Linked DNA regions of Homo sapiens: regions 1, 2, 4 and 5 are each linked to region 3. Evidence: chromatin contacts called from ENCODE Hi-C or POLR2A ChIA-PET data. All regions are on one chromosome and are shown on one strand. The core of a region is the stretch at or near the end of the contact, and the rest is flanking DNA. Distances in the headings are between cores, read along the strand shown. Region 1 overlaps PPP2R5C (protein phosphatase 2 regulatory subunit B'gamma). Region 2 holds the start of MOK (MOK protein kinase). Region 3 holds the start of WDR25 (WD repeat domain 25). Region 4 holds the start of HSP90AA1 (heat shock protein 90 alpha family class A member 1). Region 5 has its middle 16 kb from the start of DYNC1H1.

Region 1 (2,700 bases), core at 178-2,677, 1.4 Mb after region 3:
CGTGGTGGGTGGGCCCACTTCCCACCCTGCAGCGCATGCTCACTTCAGGAGCCAGGTTTAAGGCAGTGACAGCCAAGCCGGAAAGATGGTAATGGCCAGAGAGGAAGCACACAGTTTGAGCCTTTTCCAGCTGGCCCTTATTCTGGGCTTCAAGAATGTTATTAACTGCTCTCATCTTGTTCTAGTCATTAGCAAACTTATCCAGTGGATGAGTCTGTCCTTGAAAGACTCAGGAGTAGCTCCAGCCTGGTGGGATGTTGGAGAACAAACCATTCTTTTGATGTAAACCCATTTTTTCTTGGGAAGTGGAAGTCTAATGGAAAAGTTTATTTTCTCACAAGTACTTCCTGAGTCACCAATTTGTTGAAGGTCTTCACCTTTCCAATAAAAACTCATTAAAAAACATGCAAGAAGCAAGCACAGAACTCAAACCCATGGCTTTCATTTCCTGCTGCGCTAAATCTGGTGACTTAACCTATATTAATAATAACAATAGCTATACATAATGCACATGGGTTGCTAAATTAGTAACACACCTGCATGGTGTGAAGTCAGTAAGTACTAGTGAGAATGGGTGCCCCCTGTTATCTTTATTCCCTAAAATTAGGAAGGAAAAATGTTTGAATGATGACTAAACAGTTCTTCAAATAATTAAACCAGTGATCCTCTGAACAGTGCCTCAGCTCAAGATTTTTACTTCACAAACATCTCTTTACTATGTAACTGCAGCTCTCTGCAAAGTGACTTTATAGAACTACAGCCTTAACCTTACCCATATCCTATCCTGTATCCAATCCTGTATCCTAGGTGTGAAGTTGTTTCTTTCGTATTCCTGGTGGTGTGGAAGGTAACCAAAGTAACAGATAACTCTCTGAGGAAACAGGGGTGGGTATGTTTGTGTAAAGTCTGTACACCTTTTTGTTCCTTAAACACACACACATTTATGCTCATAAACACACTCTCATCCACCTCCCTCATCCATACGCTCTCAATCTCAGAGGCAAAAACAAAAGCTTACCATCCAGCTTGGGTCTAATGTCTGCTCAGGAGGTTTTGCCTTGCAGCAAAAGCTATCTTCTAAAATTTTCTCATTAAAGTATGTTGTGTAGAGGAATGAAAGAAAAATAGAGGTAAGGTTATTAGTCAAGAATAGGGTGTGTGTTTTTAAACCCAGGAAAAGAATAGACAGAAACACAAAGACAAAGTGGTTTGGGATACATCCTAACTTTTGGTTCCATATGTCAAATAAAATTGCGAGGTGGTTCTTTTTGGATCCTACAGCACTTTGCCAATTGTGACAAGCTGTTGTGAACACTCATGTACTTCTTCCTCACAGCACTCCTGCCTGGCAGGTGAGCAGGACAATCCTAGTATTTCTCCTCCCCAAGGTCACCCAGCCTAGAGGGTCCAGTCCAGGGCTGTTGGCAGCACCAAGTACGAGGTCCCGAAGCTGCTGCTGGTGGCTGTCCCAGAGGAGAAGCAGCATACGTTGAGTGCCTTCAGTGTGCTAGGTCACAGCTGAAACCCTGTACCTCTGTTCTCTCTCTGAATCTGCCCAACACTGTGAGGCATTATAACCCTCCCCCACTCACTACCGCCCCTGCCTTTTTTGTCCCCCCGGGAGAAAAAAGGGAGCCTCTTGCCCAGGGCCACAGAGAATGTAGTGAAACAAGATTTGAGCCTCAGTCAGTCTGATAGCAAAGCTCATGTTCTTTGCTCTGCAGACATCAGAGTGTTGAGAGATGCTGGTGAAAGCTCCCACCTCATAGGTACTTTTTGATTTTTACTGTTTTCTGTACAGTGGTAATGGATTTGAGTGTCTGGAGTTCAAAACTCATTTCAGGGTTGAATAGGAGTTTGTTAAAGGTTTACATGCGTATGTTCTTGGTGTGCAGGGAGAAAGTTGATAATCTTACCTGCTGTCCCAGTTCACTTACCAAATCTGCCAGCTAGTAACTGTTGACTTACCTCCTCCACAAAATCAGGAGTATCCCGAGGACAGTCCTGTTGAACTTGTTCTCTGGTGACACTGAGCATTATTCCTAGAGTAGAGGCATCAGTTAGTGTCAGTGGATTAAAAATTAAAAGTTATCTCTGAGTGATCACTCAGGAAATAGCTATCTACTATATTTCTTTTTTGAGTTGGAGTCTCGCTTTGTCACCCAGGCTGGGGTGCAGTGGCGTGATCTCGGCTCACTGCAACCTCTGCCTCCCAGGTTCAAGCGATTCTCCTGCGTCAGCCTCCCGAGTAGCTGGGATTACAGGTGCATGCCACCACGCCCGGCTATTTTTTGTATTTTTAGTATAGACAGGGTTTCACCGTGATGGCCAGGCTGCTCTCGAACTCCTGACCTCAAGTGATCCGCCCGCCTTGGCCTCCCAAAGTACTGGGATTGTAGGCATGAGCCACCACACCCGGCCTATCTGATGTATTTCTTAGCTAAATACCTCATCAGTGGAATGAGAAGCTCATGAGAAGCTGTACTTTATTTTTCTTTCAATCCTCTATACGCTGTAGTTAACGTATTTCAATGAAAAACATATAGGAGATGGCTTTTGCTGCAAGGCAAAAACCTGCTGAGCAGACGTTATACCCAAGTGCAAGAGTAAGACTACCAAAAAGGTGACAGACTTTACACAAGGCGGCTGGTTGAAAGAGCGACACAGGTGCCCACTCCACTCTAGGCCTTGCTCAGGCGC
Region 2 (2,700 bases), core at 171-2,670, 1.9 Mb after region 3:
TTGAAAGGTCCAGTGAAAATAAATACATAAATGGGAGAGAGAAAACACCAGAGCGAAAGCGAGCACACAAAAATAAGGCAAAATGGTGCAGCTAAGTGAAGGACGGGTTTATAAATATTCAATGTACTGCTCTTGCAACTTTCCTGTACATCTGAAAATTTTCAAAACAAACAGATGGGAAGAAAAAAATGAATATAGTACAAAATATGTGCAGTATCATAGTCTGCACTGTAAGTAAAAGTGTAAAGTCTTTTGTAGACCTTGGATTCTAACTACAGCTTTGTAGTGCATTAATGAAAAAGGTAAACATTAAACAATATCCAACAAAATAAAATAAAAATAAAAATGCCTTGTAAAGGGTGAATGAGATTAATTATTTTAAATGTTATGCAATGTACACCATTGACAATTAGGATACAATGCAAATTTAACATTATAACTACTCCTAACATAATATTTTCACAGCAAAGGTCTGAATTTTTACTGCACCTCTGGTTCACAACCATAAACAATTATATCTGTACAGTAATAATAATTTTAAAAACATCATTCTAGCTGGTTGCACTTGGATTGTCAATAATCCACAAATCCCACTAAAGAAAATTTTTTACCCGTTACATTTTCTAGAATGACTACCTCATTTCCCAACTTTGAAGTAACAGCTTTTAACTAAAAGGTTGCTTCAAAACTACTATTAAAAAGTGGTTCCTATAAAACACTACTGCTTGACCCAAAAAATAAAATAAAGCACACAGCCCAGCTTTCCTCTCAATTGGTCACTAAACCAGTATCATGAAAAGGCAGGGAGCCACGCTGTAAGCGCTCCCCCGTTTTCTGCCGAATGTTCAGGAAAAGAGTGTCAGGTTCAAGCCAGCATTTAAAATAAAATAAAATGAATCACAGTCAACTCCCTAAACTCCAATGTAAGAACCACGCACCTGCACCAAAATATGCCTGAGCGGGAACTCGAGTCGGCTCTCCGAGACCCCAAAGTTCCCAACCTAGCCCCAACCCCTCAAGCTTCCCCCAGGGGCACCGGCTTCTCACAGCCGAGGGGGATTCGGGGCCCACATGCGGAGCCTCCCGGGCCTGTCGAGCCACGGCAGAAGGCGACGACGCCCGGCCCCACAGGCCCCTCAAGCTCCTCAAGCTCCCCCAGTCCCTCCCTCCCCCGCCACTCGCTCTCCAGTCCCTGCCCCTTTCCCCGGCCCCACTCACTCTTCATCTTGGATGCGGAAGCCGGTGACAACCCCTTGCCGACACTGGACGGAAAAGAAAGAAGCAGGAAGGTTGTCCCCCTGCTTTCCACTTCCCTGAGGCGGGGTCCCGCACTAGGATCTCCGTGGTGGTCCCTCGAAGGAGAGCGTTAGAGATCCCGCCGCCATGTTGTGTCCCTGTCACCCTAGCAACCGTCAGGCCCTGAACGCCATGAGCTGTCGCCTGCGCATGCGCAAGATGCCCCGCCCATGTACGCGTGCGCAGTGCAGCCCGTCCCCTCAGCCCGGTTGCTAAGCAGCCTTTCCTCCGCTTCCATGTAAATACTGTGCAAATCCCCGCCTTTGACACAGGCGACCTTCGCTCGGCTCGCTCTCCCTGCTGGCCTGGGAACTTAGCGATTTGGAACCCACTACGTGGACGATAGCCTTGAGCTTTAATTGGGCTTGGGAGCTTCTACAGGAATTTTTTTTTTTTTTTGAGACAGAGTGTCGCTCTGTTACCCAGGTTGGGGTGCAATGGCGTGATCTCGGCTCACTGCAACCTCCGCCTCCCGGCTTCAAGCGATTCTCCTGCCTCAGCCTCCCAAGTAGCTGGGATTACAGGCACCCACCACTACACCCGGCTAATGTTTTTGTATTTTTAGTAGAGACGGGGTTTCACCATGTTAGGCTGGTCTCGAACTCCTGACCTCAGGTGATCCGCCTGCCTCGGCCTCCCGAAGTGCTGGGATTACAGGCGTGAGCCACCACGCCCGGCCCAGTTTTTCTTTTTAATTCAACAAGCATTTGTTTTTGCCCCAGGAACTGTCGCAGGTATTGGGGATTAAAGGACAGTGTAGACGAGGTGACTGAGTTCTTGAAACTAACATTCTAGTGTAAAGATGAATGAATGTACACCGGAATGAACTATGTGCAGACACGGTGCCTAAGCAACACAGTGGCCTAGTTCTCTGGACCCTGACAAAACAATAAAATAACAAGCATACTATGTATGGGTATAGTATTTTATGAAGCTCATTAGATTAGCCTCATAATTATTCCATGAGATCAAAACCCTGTTTTTTCCTCCATTTTTTTTCTTTTACTAAAATACATCGTTTATTTTTAAAACAGATAAGTAGCCTTGCCAAAACGAAGCCTCAGAAAATTGGTTTAAGACTGAATTGGCCAGGTGTGGTGGCTCACACCTGTAATCCCAGCACTTTGGAAGGCCGAGGCAAGAGGATCGCTTGAGGCCAGAAATTCAAGACCAGCCTGGGCAACATAGAGAAACCCCACTTCCCTCTTAAAAAAAAAAAAAAAAAAACTCCGGGCGTGGTGGCTCACGCCTGTAATCCCAGCACTTTGGGAGGCCAAGGCGGGCAGATCACGAGGTCAGGAAATCGAGACCATCCTGGCTAACACGGTGAAACCCCATCTCTACTAAAAATACAAAAAAAATTAGCCGGGCGTAGTGGCGGGCGCTATAGTTCCAGCTACTCCG
Region 3 (2,700 bases), core at 49-2,548:
CCTAAGACACAAGTCCTGACCCCCTAAACCAAGGTTTTCAGCACTTTGCTAAAAACACGAACAAGCTCTAAGCCTGGCAAAGATGGCAATACATACCCAGGTTGTGGAAGACACTGCAGAGGTGGCCACTGGTCACGCTGGGCAGTTGAGCTGCTGAGAGTGCCCTGCCCAGCCAGAAATGGTCTTTAATACTCTTCCCCTCTTTCTTTCAGTTTCCCTTCTGAAAAAAGATGCTTTTGTCTTTCGTTCTCCCCACCCTGCATTCAGCTAAGGGTTTCTTATAAATCACCCAGATTCTCAGAAACACTTGAGCTCTTGACCAACCTTCTTGATGAGACTGTCCAATCAGGGGTGGGTTGCCTGGGGGGCCAGGTTGAGACCAATGAAACCCTCTTGAGAATCGAGCCATTAGCTGGTCATTGCATCAGCCACCCCTCACCCCCCGCTGGCCTCCAAATAACCTCCCCACCCTCTTCCCGTTCCCCACCCTCAGCGTCAGTGTGACTGATTTTGTGTAGTCGTGGGCGGTGGAAAGAGAAACTGTAAATTCCCCGCATCTGTTCACCGAGGCGGCACAGTGCAGTGGAAAGATCAGGAGTTCTGGGGTCACAGACGCCTGGGTTTCAATCCCAGCTTGGACTTATTCGAAACCTTGGGCAAGGGTCGCATTACTTTTCTGCTTCCCCTTCGGTTTCCTCATCTGTGGAATGGGCATGGAGAAGCCTGCTAACATTACCGTTGAGGGGACTAAGTGCAACACTACGCAAAGCCTCTGGCACATGGCAGGCGCTAAATAAAAATGGGGGCCTCTCTCCTCGGGAAAAGCGAACAGGCGGAGACGATGAAGGGTGCCAGTGGGAAAGGGAGACGGGGTGGGTCGGCGGCGCTCAGAGGAAAGGGGCGAGGGGTCGGTGGCAGGCTCCGCGCCTCACAGTGCCAGAACGCGGCGGGCAGCAAGCCGGGCTCTAAGGATACTCCCGGGAGGGCCAGGCCACTGGGCGCCGCGCCAGCGTCCCTCCATCACTCCCTCCCTTGTTTCCTCACTCCGCCCCGGCCTTACTCCCCTCGCTTACCCTGCCCAGCCGGGCCAGTCAGCGCTCCCGGCTCAGCAACCGGCTGTCTCCTGGGCGTCCGTGGAAACGCCGTCCGGACGGAACAACTTCCGGCCCGACGGCGCCGTCATTGGCTGTTCGCGCGGGGGCGGGGCAGAGGCCGCCACTGATTGGCTGGCGGCCGCGGCGTCGCGTCGGAACGTGACTGGATGGTAGTGTGCTGGCCGGTCTGCCTCCGGGAGAACCGAGCGCTTCCGGTGCGTGTGGTGAGCGGCGGGCCCCGGGCTGGAGGGGCCGGGACTGGGCAGCGCCTAAAGCGCCCCGTGCCGCTTAACGCGGTCTCTCATAGCCGCTCGCCTTCCTTTCACTTCCTGTTCCTTCAGAAAGCGCTGTGCCTTGGACCAACCTTACTTCTTACTATTGACAGCTCAGCTAACTCCTATTCATCCTTCAAAACCCATCTCTGGTCGTATCTTGTTTGTTGCTTTCATCGCTCTGGGGCCTCCGGGGGGATCTGTGTTTTGTGTTTGATTTCCACCCACACCAGACCCAGCATAGGGCTTGACAAAGAGTACGTAATCAGGAAATGTTTGTTGAATGGGAATATCCTATTTCTTTTACTTCCTAGCATCTCCCCCTCCCACCCGTTTGCATTCCAGAAATATTTTTAGACGCTGGGCATTGAATAGTGAACAAAACACAGAAAGTCCTGTCCTCATGGGGCTGACTTGCTGATAGTGACTGTCAGAGTCACTCGCTCCTTCCTTAGACTCTTCTCCAGTGTCCCTGCCTTCCCTTCCATCTTACTGTCTGTTCCTCTTCGTTTAATCCCTCATCTCCTTCCAGAGGGAGCACGGGCACCCTGGTGGTGGGAATCTGGGTGCATGGTGGGTGGTGCCTGGGCAGAGGAGTTGAGAGTGGCCTCGGGACCAGGCTTAGCATTTAGAGAACAGAAATGCCAAATTATTTGCAGTGCACGGTTCCATTAGTTTATAATTAGTCTTTCATATTATATTAGTTCCATTGGAGATGAGCTGGCTGGCTGGCTTTAGAAGTTGTTGTTGTTGTTGTTGTTTTTTGAGACCAAGTCTCGCTCTGTAGCCCAGGCTGGAGTGCAGTGGCGTGATCTCCACTCACCGCAACCTCCGCCTCCCGGGTTCAAGCAATTCTGCGGCCTCAGCCTCCAGAGTAGCTGGGATTACAGGCGCGCACCACTGCACACGGCTAAATTTTTTTTTTTTTTGTATTTTTAGTAGAGACGGGGTTTCACCATGTTGGCCAGGCTGGTCTTGAACCCCCGACCTCAGGTAATCCGCCCTTCTCGGCCTCCTACAGTGCTAGGATTACAGGCGTGAGCCACCGCGCCCGGTCGTTTTATTTAAACTCTGGCTTTGCGTGTGGAAGTTGTTACCTGCCTGGAATGGGCTGCGAACGGGGGCGGCATTACTAGAGGAGGCTGACTACAGACATTTATGGAATGATGACCTGACTTGTAGACCAGTGGAACCCTCAGGCGAATGATGCCACTTGGGGGAAAGGTGTGGAAGAGGTTGGGTGGTTGATTCCAGGGGACATAGAAACCCATTGTCTAGAAGAAGAGATGGGTAATAGGCTGTCTGGAATGACTTAGAAAAGGACTTGGAGGGAA
Region 4 (2,700 bases), core at 148-2,647, 1.7 Mb after region 3:
TCGTTGGGCAAACACAAATTCTGTAAGCTTCACCGCATCCCCAGGGGTCCAAGGGTTGCAGCACCCCACCCTTCCACCGCTCACTTAACCAGTGAATGTTCAGGTGCCTACCTGTGTCTGTCCTCACTGTGAATGATCCCCCTGCTGAGGACTCCCAAGCGTACTGCTCATCATCGTTATGTTTGGTGATCACAGTTACTTTCTCAGCAACCAAATAAGCAGAATAAAAACCAACACCGAACTGGCCAATCATAGAGATATCTGCACCAGCCTGCAAAGCTTCCATGAACGCTTTGGTCCCAGACTTGGCGATAGTACCAAGGTTATTGATCAAGTCAGCCTTGGTCATTCCAATTCCAGTATCCACAATAGTGAGAGTTCGATCTTGTTTGTTCGGTATAAGGTTAATATGCAGCTCTTTCCCAGAGTCTAATTTACTGGGATCTGTCAAGCTTTCATACCGGATTTTGTCCAATGCCTGTTAACAAAAAATATTAATTTAAGCATACAGCACCCCCAAGAAGTTCACACTGAAACCAAAATCCGATTCTGGGTTAATAAGTGACTTACATCTGATGAATTTGAAATGAGCTCTCTCAGAAAGATCTCTTTGTTCGAGTAGAAAGTATTGATGATCAATGACATCAACTGGGCAATTTCTGCCTGAAAGGCGAACGTCTCAACCTCCTCCTCCTCCATCGGTTGGTCTTGGGTCTGGGTTTCCTCAGGCATCTGGAACGACACCGCGCCGGTTTAAAACCTTGCAGGACGTCTACAGAGGCAACACGAAATTCCATCGCGTTCTCCAAATATTTTTAAAGCCGAATTGGAGATTTGCGAAGTTTAAGTAAACCGAAAATAGAAGGGCGGCTGACAAAGGATGACCTCATTTCGGAGCGCGGCAACTACCACGAGCGTGTGCGCGCTTCCGGGAGGCCGCCGCAGGCCCGGGCCCAGTCCCCCGCCGCGGTCCCCAACGAACACCCCGGGTGCCCTCCCGCGCGGGCTGCGGCTCCGCCACGGCGGCCTCCTCCGCCTGCGCCCCCAGCGGGGCCGGGCGGGGGACCCCCGCGGCGGGGCCGCTCTGTTCGCGTGCGGCGCCAGCTCTGGCGCTGCTGCAGAGCCTCGGGGAGCCCGCGGCCGCCCGGCCCATTCCTGAAGCGGGGTGCGGAAACCGCAGCGGTCCCGAGGCCTCCGGAATAGAAAGCGCGGCCGCCCGGGAGCGCGGCCCTGGCTGCTTCAGGGATCTGGTCCGGCCCCCACAGCCTCCGCCCCGCGCCAGCCGCCCCCAGTCCCGGTCCCCAGTCCACCTCCACAGGCCCCCACAACCACCCGTCACCTTGGCTAAGTGACCGCACAGGACCAACGGCACAGCCACACCGGGACGCTGAAGCAACTGACGCGCCACCCCCGCGCCTGCCTTATATAGCGACGGGCCCGCCCAGCGCGCGGCGCTTTTTCCAGAAGCCTCCCGAACCTTCCGGAAGAACCCTCCCCAGCCGCCGCCGCGGCCGCGCGCCTACGCATGCGCCGTTGCCGCGGCACCCCGCCCCCGCGCCTTCCTGCGGGCGCGCGCAGGCCCTGCTCGTGGCCCGGCCCGGGCAACCTTCCCTCAATCGCCGCCGCGCGCCTCTCGCACGCCCCCGCGCCGGCCTCAATGCGCCTGCGCGGCCCGGAATTCTCGGGAAGGTCCGGGCGCCTTCTGGGGCCGCCCGCGCCCTCCGCCCTGCACCCCCACCTGCCGCGGGCGGGCGGAGGGCACGCCCGGGCGTGGGGGCCTTTGAAGTGAGGTGTAGTTGGTCACCCGGGCTGAGCGGAACGCGGGGCCGGGGTGGGAGGCGCGCCTGGAGGGAGGGTCGTGCGTGGACGGAGAGCGGCCCGGGTCTCACGCGCCCGGGAGACTTCCGGAGCCGTCGTCCTGACTGGCGCCGCGCCCGCTGCCAAAGAATCCAGCCGCAAGCGGCGCCGGGATCGCGGGGCTCTGCCCTCTGGGGGCTGTTAGCCTCAGGCTGCTGCGCACTGGGGAGGCTGTCCCGCGGCCTGCGCGCTCGGGGATTCTCCAGACCCACCGCTGGCTCGGGAGCGCTCCCTACTTTTGGGTTCCCCGAAAGCCATGTGCTTCATACTTAAGGGTCCCTTAGCTTGGGAATCGGGGACTTGGTGAACAAATTCATGCTTACCCAGCTACACCCGGCATGATTTTGAAAAGCCCATCGTTTTGCCGACCGATTTGCGGTCTCCAAATTAAGTATCTAACACTTTGGTGATTAACTTGCCCTAAAAGGTTTTTTTTTTTTTTTTTTTCTTTTTTTTTTTTTTGGACAGGCTCTCGCTTTGTCGCCCAGGCTGGGGTGCCGCGGCGGAATCTCGGCTCACTGCAGCCTCGACCCTCCCGGGCTCAGGTGATCCTCCCGCCTCAGCTTTCCCAGTAGCTGGGACGAGCGTGGGCAGAGGACCACAGGCGCGGACACCACACCTGTCTAGTTTTTGTATTTATTTGTAGAGTCGGGGTTTCACCATGTTGCCCAGGCTGGAAAAGCCAGTTTCTACATGGGAATTTTCGGATATTTTGGCCAAGGCCAGCTGTGGGAACCTTGGAGGCATTGGGGTTCCTTCGACCTGGCTTCCCTGCCTAGTCCATGTCCTCTTCCTCTTTGTCTCTGGCGCCTCCCATGATTGGGCCGCCTCCTGCCTAGACTC
Region 5 (2,775 bases), core at 95-2,594, 1.6 Mb after region 3:
GTGCTCAACCCCTCCACGCCCTCGCTCAAACTCAATCGATGTTTGATAGAAAGATGAAGAGAGATTTGTTCGGTCAGAGAGAACAGCATGATGACAGAAGGAAGGCGTACAATCAAAAGCTGTGTGCAGGGCCAGGAGCGGTGGCTCACGTACTCCCAGCACTTTGGAAGGCCTAGGCGGGAGGATCACTTGAGCTCAGGAATTCAAGACCACCCTGGGCAACATGGCGAAACCCCGTCTCTACAAAAAATACAAAAACTAGGCCGGGCGCAGTGGCTCGCGCCTGTAATCCCAGCACTTTTAGGAGGCCGAGGCAGTCAGGAGTTCGAGACCAGCCTGGCCAACATGGTGAAACCCCGTTTCTACTAAAAATACAAAAATTAGCCGGGTGTGGTGGCGAGCGCCTATAATCCCAGCTACTCGGGAGGCTGAGGCAGGAAAATCGCTTGAACCTGGGAGGCGGAGGTTGCAGTAAGCCGAGATGGCGCCACTGCACTCCAGCCTGGGCGACAGAGCAAGACTCCGTCTCAAGAAAAAAAAAAAAAGAAAAAAACCACTAGCCGGGCGTGGTGACGCAGGCCTGTAGTCCCAGCTGTTCGGGAGGCTGAGGCAGGAGGGTCGCTTGAGCCCGTGAGCCGAGATCGCGCCACTGCACTCCAGCCTGGGCGACAGAGCGAGACCCTGTCTCAAAAATTAAATAAATAAATAAATAAATAAATAAAGGTGTGTGCAGGTAACAGCAAGTAGTCTTAAAAGAGTAGACCGAGGTGTGTGCAGAGGGCAACAGTTGGGATATTTGCCTCTGTCTAATTAGCACCTTTGGACATTTGCGTCAGGCTCTGTGCTGACAAAGAGCGCACTGACGACCACAGTAGGGCCCTGCCAGTCCTGTGATGGCACCCAGCATTTAAGTGTGACAGAAGCCACCCACAACAAGCTACATACTGCATATAATTTAAGGGGGTCACGGCCCCGGAAGCCCAGCCATGGACCACGGTTTAAGTACCCCTAGTCCAGCTGGAACAATAAACATGAAATGAGTGCCTGGCTTGGAATGCAAGCCAGGCCGTGACAGAAATGAGGAAGGAGCCGATGGTTTCAGAGGCTGTCGCGAGGAGAGGGCCTTAGAGGCAGGCGGGGGACGACAGCGGACCTAAACTTCTGGGCCCAGGAGAAGTTCGTTCTTTCCTCCAGGATACCTGGAGCCGAGTGCAGGATCTCAGCGAGAAATGCCCCAATCTCAAGGGCGGCACCGAGAGGTGACGCAAGCGGCGCGCGAGGTTGCGTCAATGCAGGACCGCCCCGCCTCCGGCCTGTGCATTGTGGGACCTAAGGGCACCTGTCAGACGCCCAATCTCGCGAGTGAGCGAGATTCACGCGGAACGCAGAGGTGAGAACGGGGAAGGCCCTCCTCAGCAGGAGTCCCGCCCCCTGAAGGGCATGGGCCAATCACAATGCCTCTCCTTCCTGGCCGCTGGGATTGGTCCGAGGGTGCACATGACCGGACTGCGGGACATGTGACCGTGCCGATCTAGGTCGTGTGACCCGTCTGGTGTAGTCCTGGAACAAGGGTTTTGCTGCGGAGGGAAACGGCCAGAGACCTCGATCTAAGACCGGGGTTTGGAGACTGGCGGGCCTCGGAACAGCAGAGCTAGCGGACTTCCGGTCTGGCCCTCTGCTCACGGCCGAGGGCAAGGCGGGTTAGGTCACTTGCTGAGGAAAGAGCTCAATATGTCACGTGTTCCTCTCCCAATGACGTGGACCTCAGTTCCCTCTCCAGTGAAGTGGGCACAGTGTTGCCCGAAAAAGGGTGCTCTGGGGCTTGCCTGAGACGGGACGCGTGGAAATGCCCTGCCGAATATGAATGGGGCGATGGCCTCGCGGGACGGAGCAGCCCAGGAAAGCTGACCGTGGGCTGGGTTGTGGAGCGGAGCCCCAGGGCCTCGGCTGACTTAGCGGCCAGTCGTACATAGTGGGTATGCGGCGGGCCCGACGCCAGTCGTTGTGGACCACTGACTTGTAATCTTTACGACCTCAGTGAGGGTCAGAAGTGTCCGCGAGCCCTGTAGGCGAGGAGAGGCCTGGCTGAGGGCGCACAGCCTGGAAGGGGAGAAACTAGAGCTGGACTCTGCTTGACCCACAGACCCTCCGCCAGGTTGCCTTTGCGAGGCAAGAAGCGAAGGTTGGCGAGCCAGCTGGGAGTACCCACCCCCTCCATGCCTGGTGGAGTCACCCAAGCCCCAGCGACACCCCGGCCTGCCCAAGGTACTGGTGACCCTGGAGGCCGGGGCCCTGGCTTCTCAGTCAGGGTCTCCTCCCCATGGCGGCAGAGCTGTCTGGCGTTTTGAGCCCTTTACACCAGGGGCAAGAGGGCTGCAGGCCAGAGCCAGCAAAAGAGAAGAAGCAGAGGGAATGAGAAACCTAGAAGGTGGAACGGGAAGGAGGGAGTGAAATGGGCAAAGGCCTCCAAAAAAAACAACTTCCGCCTCCTAAGTTTAGTGCATTTAACTCTATAAATATCTATTGAACACCTACTGGATGCCAGGCACTTTTCTAGGCACTGGGCAGCTAGCATTAAACAGAAGGCAGAAACCCCTGCCTTCAACAAAATCTATGCTGTGTTGAATAAGTGATACAGGGAAAAGCTAAAGATGGGGAGAGAGGTGGGAAGGGTATAGAGGATGGGAAGAAATTTACAAAAGAGGCAGGGAGGGCTTTACTGAGAAGGTGACGATGAAGGAAGTGAAGGAAGGGCATTGCAGGCCAGGGGCTCAT

The links. A loop is a pair of places that touch in the nucleus more often than their neighbours do. ChIA-PET counts read pairs that join two places held with the same protein, here RNA polymerase II (POLR2A). Pooled maps may share reads with other maps.
Region 1: a map of ascending aorta shows a loop between it and region 3 (8-fold over the local background). The contact joins the enhancer-like site here to the promoter of WDR25 in region 3. A Hi-C loop is called at or near these places in 1 of 168 maps with a recorded cell type or tissue (ascending aorta), 3 of 37 single-sample maps with no recorded cell type and 15 of 50 pooled maps. POLR2A ChIA-PET finds 5 or more read pairs at or near these places in 4 of 52 experiments (GM12878, RWPE1, activated CD4-positive, alpha-beta T cell and 1 more).
Region 2: a pooled map shows a loop between it and region 3 (4-fold over the local background). The contact joins the promoter of MOK here to the promoter of WDR25 in region 3. A Hi-C loop is called at or near these places in 1 of 168 maps with a recorded cell type or tissue (CD8-positive, alpha-beta T cell), 2 of 37 single-sample maps with no recorded cell type and 8 of 50 pooled maps.
Region 4: a loop to region 3 is called in a map of ascending aorta, with 5 times the contacts of the local background. The contact joins the promoter of HSP90AA1 here to the promoter of WDR25 in region 3. A Hi-C loop is called at or near these places in 1 of 168 maps with a recorded cell type or tissue (ascending aorta), 2 of 37 single-sample maps with no recorded cell type and 16 of 50 pooled maps.
Region 5: a map of lower leg skin shows a loop between it and region 3 (14-fold over the local background). The contact joins the enhancer-like site here to the promoter of WDR25 in region 3. A Hi-C loop is called at or near these places in 1 of 168 maps with a recorded cell type or tissue (lower leg skin), 2 of 37 single-sample maps with no recorded cell type and 10 of 50 pooled maps. POLR2A ChIA-PET finds 5 or more read pairs at or near these places in 1 of 52 experiments (activated naive CD4-positive, alpha-beta T cell).

What each region holds. Positions count from the first base shown.
Region 1 is chr14:101,813,549-101,816,248 of GRCh38, forward strand. The region is part of intron 3 of PPP2R5C (protein phosphatase 2 regulatory subunit B'gamma); the gene reads left to right. Among named protein-coding and RNA genes, the nearest start is that of PPP2R5C, 53 kb to the left of the region's middle. Within about 2 kb of position 1,428, at least 3 of the 41 ENCODE cell types and tissues checked have a DNase peak (open chromatin) inside an H3K27ac peak, as active enhancers do.
Region 2 is chr14:102,303,744-102,306,443 of GRCh38, forward strand. It overlaps MOK (MOK protein kinase), which reads right to left and starts at 1,421. Exons shown (of 12, transcript NM_014226.3): 1 at 1,219-1,421. The coding sequence starts at 1,225. RefSeq lists enhancers at 1,302-1,824, 1,591-1,640.
Region 3 is chr14:100,375,187-100,377,886 of GRCh38, forward strand. It overlaps WDR25 (WD repeat domain 25), which reads left to right and starts at 1,299. Exons shown (of 7, transcript NM_001161476.3): 1 at 1,299-1,309. It overlaps WARS1 (tryptophanyl-tRNA synthetase 1), which reads right to left and starts at 161. Exons shown (of 11, transcript NM_004184.4): 1 at 97-161. RefSeq lists enhancers at 113-252, 263-622 and silencers at 1,133-1,192, 1,383-1,432.
Region 4 is chr14:102,085,647-102,088,346 of GRCh38, forward strand. HSP90AA1 (heat shock protein 90 alpha family class A member 1) reads right to left here and starts at 1,398. Exons shown (of 11, transcript NM_005348.4): 1 at 1,340-1,398; 2 at 571-732; 3 at 112-478. The coding sequence starts at 732. RefSeq lists silencers at 986-1,275, 1,316-1,845, 1,906-1,955.
Region 5 is chr14:101,946,812-101,949,586 of GRCh38, forward strand. No RefSeq gene overlaps it. Among named protein-coding and RNA genes, the nearest start is that of DYNC1H1, 16 kb to the right of the region's middle. RefSeq lists enhancers at 789-1,450, 1,155-1,274, 1,575-1,764. Within about 2 kb of position 1,345, at least 33 of the 41 ENCODE cell types and tissues checked have a DNase peak (open chromatin) inside an H3K27ac peak, as active enhancers do.